Linked DNA regions of Homo sapiens: region 1 is linked to region 2. A link is a contact called in ENCODE Hi-C data. All regions are on one chromosome and are shown on one strand. The core of a region is the stretch at or near the end of the contact, and the rest is flanking DNA. Distances in the headings are between cores, read along the strand shown. Region 1 has its middle 27 kb from the start of CYSLTR2. Region 2 holds the start of MED4 (mediator complex subunit 4).

Evidence for each region. Hi-C counts contacts between places; a loop is a spot of excess contacts on that map.
Region 1: a map of HepG2 shows a loop between it and region 2 (6-fold over the local background). The contact joins the enhancer-like site here to the promoter of MED4 in region 2. A Hi-C loop is called at or near these places in 1 of 168 maps with a recorded cell type or tissue (HepG2).

Annotation. Positions count from the first base shown.
Region 1 is chr13:48,624,239-48,629,194 of GRCh38, forward strand. No RefSeq gene overlaps it. Among named protein-coding and RNA genes, the nearest start is that of CYSLTR2, 27 kb to the right of the region's middle. Within about 2 kb of position 1,918, at least 9 of the 41 ENCODE cell types and tissues checked have a DNase peak (open chromatin) inside an H3K27ac peak, as active enhancers do.
Region 2 is chr13:48,093,324-48,098,017 of GRCh38, forward strand. MED4 (mediator complex subunit 4) reads right to left here and starts at 1,781. Exons shown (of 7, transcript NM_014166.4): 1 at 1,631-1,781. The coding sequence starts at 1,755. RefSeq lists a silencer at 990-1,284.

The DNA.
Region 1 (4,956 bases), core at 668-3,167, 530 kb after region 2:
AACCTTTTCCTACAATGGGCCAAGACTATGCTGGTGGCTCACAGAAAAACACCCGTTGGGTATGCAGCCTCATGCCACTCTCCGGTGTTTCTGGCCTACAGTGATGGGTAGTTCCCTTCCAAGGATGACAGATAGAATATCAGGAATATATTATTGCTTTTCACATTTACATGATGGTATTGAATACAATGTGACTAGAGATAAAATAACCTCATGCCCCATTAATATTATTCTTTCTGAGAAGGGACATGGGAGGAGTTTTTCTGTCAATGAAAATAACTCAGTCTCAGCCTGAAACACTTCAGTTAAAGAACGAAGTGATCTGATACTGCAATGAAAATAACCCAAATATAGAATGAATTTATTTGGTTAACTATCTTTTGGCCAGCCTAGTCAACTTGTCCCCCTATGTTGGAAACAAAAGAATAATTCTAAAGCTATCTGTCCAAATAGAACAAGGGATATAAGATGGACACCAAGAGACAGATGTTTATATATTATAATATTAAAAGTATGGATTCGCATGCTACAGAATGGGTAATATATCCAGGCATCTCTTGGTTGGCCCACATGGAACTTCCTGGATGCATGGCACAAATTAATATGTTCTTTCGGTTACACACGGGTGCAAGGTCAGATAGTTCACACTCTTTCAAAGCCTGGGAATTTCCTTCATTTGGAATCCCATTGGGCCCAATCTGTTTTCTATCGGTACAACAACTTAGCTTCTATTTTCCTTCCTCAACGGGACATCAAAGATGTTATTTAGCATGTGGAAGCTGTAACAAATTATACAAAGAAAGCTTTTAATAATAGCCACAAGAGAATCTCTCTCTGAAACACAGAAGTCACTCTCATGAGAAAGTCTGTCCTCCAAAAGCACATGGCTTTAGACGTGCTCACTGTTACACAAGGGGGGCTTGTGCAATCATAAAAACTGAATGCTATGTTTATATTCCTGATGAATCAGATAACATCACTAAATTAATGACTGATATGAAAACCCAAATAACCACTCTTTCAGACCAAACCCCTCTTTTGAATGACTGGTTTTGGGCAGGTTTGGATGAAGCTAGTTCTTGGTTTAGGTATTAAATGCATATGTTGTTTACTGCCCTGCTTTGCCTTTACTGTTGTCATGGCAGCTCCAATGGAGCCAATGCACTATTGCTAAAGCTATACAATATCAAGCATCCTCCATCTAGGTGCAGGGACTATCCCAGAAGAGGAGGGCACATGAGATTGTAAGGACCAGTTTTATAGGGTGGAGTATAAGAGAATATCCTGTTGTATGGCAAGAGTGATACCACCTTGAAGTGAAACTATCATAATGACCAATGTTTGACTCCTGTAGACCAAGGCATTCTGCAGCAAGGTCAAGAAACAAGGACTGCAGCATAGATAACCCCTCATAAAGATGCTTACCTAGCTTTTCCACTAGTCATGAGTTTTGCCGAGGGTCGGAGACATGACCAGTGACACGTTTCACCAAAACAAATTGCTATGTAAAAAATACTTTCTGGAGGGTGGGTACAGGGATCTACCATCTCTCAGCTTCCCAAGACATGGCTTCTTTTCATAAGTCCCTATTAAATGTTTCTTTCTGAGAAATTGGATTTGTGAGTCTTTTTCTTTGGCTTCTCAGCAAACTCAGCCTTTGGGGATAGGTTTGCACAGAGCTGCTCATTGTGGAACAGTGAACTGGAGCAAGTGTCAGTCACCCAGGCTCTCCTTGGAGAGATAGGTGCCTCCTTATGGAACAGGAATTAAAAGAAATTAAGGAGTGTGTAAGCAAAAACTCAGTTGTATGTAAGAAAACCCAATTCCGCCTGAGAAAAAGGAAGAGTTGGAGTCCTTTAAAAATTAACTGCCTGTTTTTCTGTGGCTAGTGAACCTTATCTCTCCTCCTTTCCCAGGCATTGTGAAAATCCTGTTTCCCTAGCTGTGCAGCTGCAAGGTCACTAGACAGATAAACTCAAGTTGCAAAACATGTTTTTCTTTGAAAAGTAAGAAATGATGTAATGCATATCTCAACTGATTGAATAACTGCGTTTTTTTCTCACTTCTGTAGTATGCCTCCCCCTGCACAGATCTCTCCCTGCCCCATGAAATGCTTAAAATGTAACTTAACTCTTTGTTCAGGGCTCAATCCTTTGGATGTTAATCTGACTGGGCTGGTGCACCTAAATAATTGATAAATATCCTCCTGAACTCCATCGATCTCTCTAATTCCTTAAAAATCCTGCAACACTTACACTAAAAAGAGCCATTGCTAAGTGATTTTACTGCCGCTTAGAAATTTCAATCTCAAGGGCTGGGGTTCCCAGAGCGGGAGATTATGTCAAACTGCAACTCATGGTGCCAGCACCCCTTGACGAACACAAACCACTGTTTTGTACTTCAGATCATTCTGATATTGATACTATGCTTTGAAACAAAATGTCAGAAGGCTTGGGAATGATAGTAAGAGGAGTTTAAACATAAATAAATAAACAATTTTTTAAATAAGCAAAATGCCAGGGGACACTAAGGAGCAAGGGCAAGGCCATCAACAGTAAAAATTGTGCCCAAATGCAGAGAGCAGGCTTGTGGTAGTCTCCTTGTTCAGGAGCCCAGAAATTCTATAGCTTACTTCTATGGAGATGCCTTTCCATGCTGTCAGTGTTTTGATGTGTCATTGCTATCCACAAGTCTGGAAGAGCAATCTCTGCTGTTGTCCCAGATCATTTGTCCCTCTTACCGGAAGGACTCCTATTAAACAAGCCTCCATCCCACTCCTTCAGGATAATAAAATTCCATACTTATCAGAAAGGGGAGAAGAAACAATTTATAAGGTACCTATACTGTGCCAGGAACTGTGTTAGGTGCATTCACCAACATTTTTTTAAAAATTTAATCCTGATTTTATTGACTTGGAAAAATCCCAGCTTAAACTGGGTATGAGGAATGTGGCCTGGAGATAAATTAACCAAGGAATTCAGTCTTCACAAACCATTGGGAGGATGGCTGTCTGCCCTTTAAAAAATGCTTTTTGTTAAGAAATGACACTTTTGTCCCAGCAGAAGCATTCATTTCATTCATTCATTCATTCATTCACTCAGCAAACATTGACTGAATGCCTTCTGTGTGTCAGCTTTAGTGGGCAAAACAGAAGTCCCTACCCTGTGGAGCTCATATCTTGGCACGGTGAAAAGGCATAACAGATTGACAAGTCATATGACATATGAGGAGGTGCTAAGTGAGATGCAAAAAATAGAAATGAGTAGAGTTTTGGGAGTGAGGGGTGGGTTGGGTGCAATTTGACATACAGTAATCGAGATATCCCTCACTGAGAAAGTGACACCTGAGGAAAGACTTGAGGCAGGTGAGGGAGAAGCCAGGTGGACAGCTGGGGAAGAGCCTTGCAGGCAGAGGCAAAGGCCCTACTGTCAGGGAGTGCTTGATTTGTTCAAGGAACAACACAGAGGCATGGAGTGAACAAGGGGGAGAGTGACCAGGGGAAGGTGAGAGAGGTAAGGATAGGAAGGAGGTATCAGAGAGGGCCTTAGCCACAGCCATAAGACCTTGACATGGAGGGCACTGGAGGCTGTAGACTGGAGGAGTGACATGATCAAAATCACCTTTAACAAGATCACTCTTGGGTCTTGTATTAGTCTGTTCTCATGTTGTAAAGACATACTTGAGACTGGGTAATTTATTTATTTATTTTGAGACCAAGTCTCACTCTATCACCCAGGGTGGAGTGCAGTGGCGCCATCTCGGCTTACTGCAACCTCTGTCATCTGGGTTCAAGTGATTCTAGTGCCTCAGCCTCCTGAGTAGCTGGGACTACAGGTGCATGCCACCATGCCTGGCTAATTTTTGTATTTTTTTAGTAGAGATGGGGTTTCACCATTTTGACCAGGCTGGTCTCAAACTTCTGACCTCAAGTGATACACCTGTCTTGGCCTCCCAATGTGCTGGGATTATAGGCATGAGCCACCACACCCAGCCCAAGACTGGGTATTTATAAAGGAAAGAGGTTTAATGGACTCACAGTTCCACATGGCTGGGGAGGGCTTACAATCATGATAGAAGAAGGAAGAGCAAAGGGATGTCCTACATGGCAGCAGGCAGGAGAGAGAGCATGTGCAGGGGAACTCCCCTTTATAAAACCATCAGATCTCATGAGACTTATTCAGTATCATGAGAACAGCATGGGAAAGACCCACCCTCATGATTCAATTACCTCCCACCAGGTGTCTCCCATGACACATGAGAATTATGGGAGCTAGAATTCAAGATTTGGATGGGGACACAGCCAAACCATATCAAGTTTGGTTTTTGAAACAGGCTTCAAAAAAAAAAGAAGCAGCAGCCATCCAGCTGGAGTGCAGTGGCTCAATCACAGCTCACCGCAGCCTCAACCTCTTGGGCTCAAGCTATCCTCTCATCTTGGCCTCCCGAAGTGCTGGGATTACAGGTGTGAGTCACCTTGCCTGGCCATGAGCATTTTCAACACAGTGTTCTCACATGTATTAGAACTGTTTGTGCCTGGGTGTGGTGGCTCATGCCTGTAATCCCAGCACTTTGGGAGGCCAAGGTGGGCAGATCACGAGGTCAAGAGATTGAGACCCTCCTGGCCAACATGGTGAAACCCTGTCTCTACTAAAAATATAAAAATTAGCTGGGTGTGGTGGCACACCCCTGTGGTCCCAGCTACCTAGGAGGCTGAGGCAGGAGAATTGCTTGAACCTGGGAGGCGGAGGTTGCAGTGAACCGAGATCCTGCCACTGCACTCCAGCCTGGTGACAAAGCAAGACTCCGTCTCAAAAAAAAAAAAAAAAAAAAAAAAGAACTGTTTGCATATAGAGGACTTCCCAGTACATAATCTACTGGAGAACTTTAGCCATTCATTCATTCAACCCAGACTTACTAGCTTCGGCTATGTGCCCAGCATTCTGAAAAGAACTAGGG
Region 2 (4,694 bases), core at 531-3,030:
TACATTTTATAAACTAATAAATATCCCGAAAGGCTATATAATCAGGTTAATAGAAAAAAAAAGATCCTAAGTTATAAATCCACTATTTTTAAAGAGGCTAAATCTAAAAATATGTAAGGTATATTCGTGATTTTTCTTCTCATTTTCATAAATGCAAGCCAGACACAAATTACATTCAGAGACTGACAAACTTCACAGATCACAGAATCAGTACACATAACTACCTCTGAGTGAACACATGAGACCTTTCTGGAAGCCAGTCACACCACCAGAGCAGCTTCATTCTGTGAAGAAGTTCCAATGATCCGCCCGCCTTGGCCTCCCAAAGTGCTCGGATTATAGGCGTGAGCCACCACACCCGGCCCTAATACAGTTTATTTTAAACAGTGGATCAAACACATAAGCCATTTAATTTCTGCTGTCTAGGTGTTTTCGGGTTTTCTTCCATCATTAAATATTGTGCTGACCTGGTAACTTGGTAGCAATACGATGGCAAGGACTAAATTTACACCAAAAATAAAGTGCTGATTATATCACGTATATTTTAAAATACAACAGGTAAGATTTATTCTAAAGCTGTCAAAGAATGTTGGCTATAGAAAAAGTGACATTTGAGCTGGATTCTGAAGGATATATGAATCATTCACCAAATCGGGAGTAGACTGGGAATGGCACTGAAGATGTGGAAGTCTGACTAAAGAATTTGAACTTTACCTCACTGGACAACGCAAACCTACCAATGAGGTAGCTTTTATATAATTTTTCTGCAGAAAAGTGATATAAGATGCCTTTTAAAACTGGTATCGGCCAATATAAAAGGATAAAGTGCAGAAGCATGAGGCAATTAAAACTGTTTGGGAGGCTACATTTAAGAAGGAGTTATGAACAGCGGGGTTGGAACGAGAGGGCAAATTGGAGCGACACTTTAGGAGGTAGAACCAAGATAATTTACCATCCAAGTCAATGGGAGGGAGTCAAGGAAGGCTTCAACTTGAAAGACTTATCATGAAAGGTGACAGAATATGAAGAACGACATCTAATTTCATCTCCTATCTCTGACACACAACCATCCTAAACAACTTGCAACTCCACCAAGCCAGGCTTTTTGCACTTGCTGTTCCATCTATCTGTGCTGCCTAGTGAGTTTGGCGAGCTCATGCTTCCCAAGCAGCACTTTCTTCAGAGGGCCTGCCCTGACTACAACCAAAAAAGGTGCCTAGTCCCTGTGCTCCAGTACCCCGCAGCGCAGCCCTCTAATAAAAACAGGCCCCAAGCCAGTTTACACATCTGTCTCTCTCTCGACAGCTGGCATCCAGTCTACCCTTCACTACCGTCTCCCCAATGCTGAGCCCCCAAGGAGCGTTCCATAAATGTTAAGTGGCTGGCCGCGGACGAAGAGGCTCAGACCGCGCGAGTTCTTATCATTACTAAAATTCCCTCTAACGGGAAAAACCGCCGCCCAGAGTGCCAGAGGGCTGCGGACCCCACGTCCATGACCCTCATGCACCCGAAACTCCCGAGCTGGCCCTCCCCGCCGAACCCCGAGAACGAGCACAAACGCAGGGCCGGCCGGCTCCGGGGTCAGTCCCCCGGCCCAGCTCCAGCCCGGCTCTCAGGCTCGCCGCATTACCTAGACAGGACCTCCAAGTCCTCAAGCGCAGACAGCAGCCGCTCTCGTGTGCTGTTACCACCCGCCACTCCCAAACCGCCTCCCAGCCGCTCCTTCTCCTTCTCACCACTCGAAGACGCAGCCATTTTCCCCAGAGTCCCGCCACCGGCGCACGCGCAGAGCGAGCTGACGCAGGTGCGTGGCGAGAAGGCGGGCTCGGAAGGCGGAAGAGTCACCCAGGAGAGGAAAAAGAGGCCTGGCGAGAGCGCCCCCTTTGGGCCTGGAGGCGCACTGCGGACACCGGCGCCATCTGTTGGGCCGGCGAGGGCTTTCTGGTCCAAACCCTGGGAGCGACAGCTGAACTGAGAACAGTGGGGGCAACGCAGTCTGATTCTCCTGGGCCTAATGGTTTTTTTTCTTTCTTTCTTTCTTTTTTTTTTTTTGAGACGAGTCTCGCTCTGTTGCCCAGACTGGAGTGCATCGCCGCGGATGTCTTGGCTCACTGCAAGTTCCGCCTCCTGGGTTCACGCCATTTTTCCTGCCTCAGCCTCCCGAGTAGCTGGGACTACAGGCGACCGCCACCACGCCCGGCTAATTTTTTGTATTTTTAGTAGAGACGGGGTTTCACCTTGTTAGCCAGGATGGTCTCAATCTCCTGACCTCGTGATCCGCCTGCCTCAGCCTCCCAAAGTGGTGGAATTACAGGCGTGAGCCACCGCACCCGGCCCACCTTAACCATTTTTAAGTGGATAGTTCAGTGGCATTAAATACATTCATACTGTTGAGCAACTATCCATCTCCAAAACCTTTTATCTTGTAAAACAAACTCTGTACTCACTAAATGCTAACTCCTTATCCCTCCCTTCTCCAGGCCCTGGCAACCACCATTCTACTTTCCATTGCTGTAAGTTTGGCTACTCTAGGTACCTCATATAAGCAGAATCATACAGTATTTGTCTTTTTGTGTCTGGCTTATGTCACTCAGCATTATGTCCTCCAGGTTCATCCATGATGTAGCATGTGCTGGAATATCTTTCCTTTTTAAGACTAATATTCCATTGTATGCATATGGCACCTTTTGTTCATCCATTCATCTGACGATGGACAGTTAGGTTACTTCCACATTGCTATAATCCATCTTTATAGCCATACATCTTCCAACAAAATGTTTTGCTCATTACTCAGGTTAATTATTGAACTGAAGGAACCAATACAGTACATAAGTAGTAGTTAATTAACATAGTTTAAGTCATTGATGTACCACACATTCCAAACCAGAACTGGTTGTCAAAGGCAAAAATACGTCTTAGCCTACTTTTCCTAGGGATAACAATGTAGTAGGGATCACTCTCTACCAGAAAAAAGCAAAGTTACAAGCCTATTGGGAATGAGGATTCCATATTGCTATTATAAAAGATGGTCTGGGACTGCCTCACTCCCATGAGGTAGTAGTACCTGTAGTCCTTTCATTTCAGGGTCTCATCCTCTACTCTGTCTTTTTGGAGGTGCTAAACCTGACTCCTGGGCACCCAGAGTTGACAAGTCTTTTAGAAATTCATGTTAAATAAATTCACTCATAGCAACTGCTGCGTAATCTAGAATGCTGATTTACTCACTTACGATGAAAAGTAATAGTGCCAAACATATCTTTTTCCCATAGACAAAACTATATGAGAAGCCATATTATCACAGGATGTTGCTTGTTAAACTTGGATCAGAACAAACAAGGATAGATTAAAAATTAATGACACAATCATGAGGCTTTGTGTCTCCACAGTGTAGGGATATTTGTGTTCAAGAGATTGGATTATTTGTGTTCATAGGTCAGGGTACCTTTTCCTCTAGACAGTGCAAGAGATCCTTGTCACCTTTTGTTTTCTGACCGTTCCCTGCATCTGCTGTTGGCTAACCCTTTTTTGTTAATGCAGTCAATTCTCAGGCAATGGGCTAAAGTAGATTGAAGCTTTGTTCATTACACTTGCATTCTAAACATGCCTCTCAGTACTCTAGTCAATCATTTCTTATGTTAAGTTTCCAGGGTGCCAAACTTCTGCGGTATGTGTTGGTTTTGTTTACTCAACTCTCACGGGTCATATTGAGCCATGACTCTGGTAGGAGGAGAGAGAACATTATATTAGTGTAAACATAAAAATTCTAGAAGGATTCTAATTAGTTAAAAATGACCAATTATAGTCCTACTTTGCAGACACTGAGGATCAGTGTGTGGAGCATGTATGTGTATTGTGAACTCCTGACCTCCTCAGATTTATTGCAAATTCATATGCATATTAAACAGTTTCTATAGACTGATAAGTAATAGCATCTTTCACAGATATACTGTCTTGCAAATTGTACAAATCCAGGCGTGATAAACAAATATGAATTATTTTATATAGTATTACTGAATTCATGGTAATTTGGAGTTAGGTACATATTTTCTCAATCTGTAGATTCAAAAAGGACACTACTTTCTCATGAAATTTTATTGACATGGTGGGCAGTGTTCTAAGCACTTCAAAAATATTAACTTGTTTAATTTTCCTAACACTCCTATGAGGTAAGTACTGTTACTATCCCTATGTTACAGATAATGAAACTGAGGGGCAGAAATGTTAAGACACATGCCGGGGTCATATAGTAAATGGCAAAGCTGGAATCTGAACCCAGAGTCTGGCTCCAGGGTCTGTGCTCTTTACCACTGGTTATCCCAGCTCTCTGTAAAGAAAGAAGGATATTCAGGTACTAAAAGGACTGGGAACCTCTGACCTAAAATATGAGAGGACTTCAAAAAGTTCATGGAAAAATGGAATTAAAAGATAATAATTTAAAATATAAACTTTATTTCTCAACATAAGCTCCATCTAGTTCAAGACACTTTTGTAAATGACGATACCAGCCATTTAGTTCATCCCTAAATAAATGAGGGCCCTTGGAATTTAACCGTGTCAATGCTGTCTTTTTTACTTTTTTCTTTTCTTTTTTTTTTTGCCACAGGGTCTCACTCTCTGTCACTCAGGCTGGAGGGCAGTGGTGCAACCACAGCTCACTGCAACCTTGACCTCCCAGGCTCAAGCAATCCTCCCAA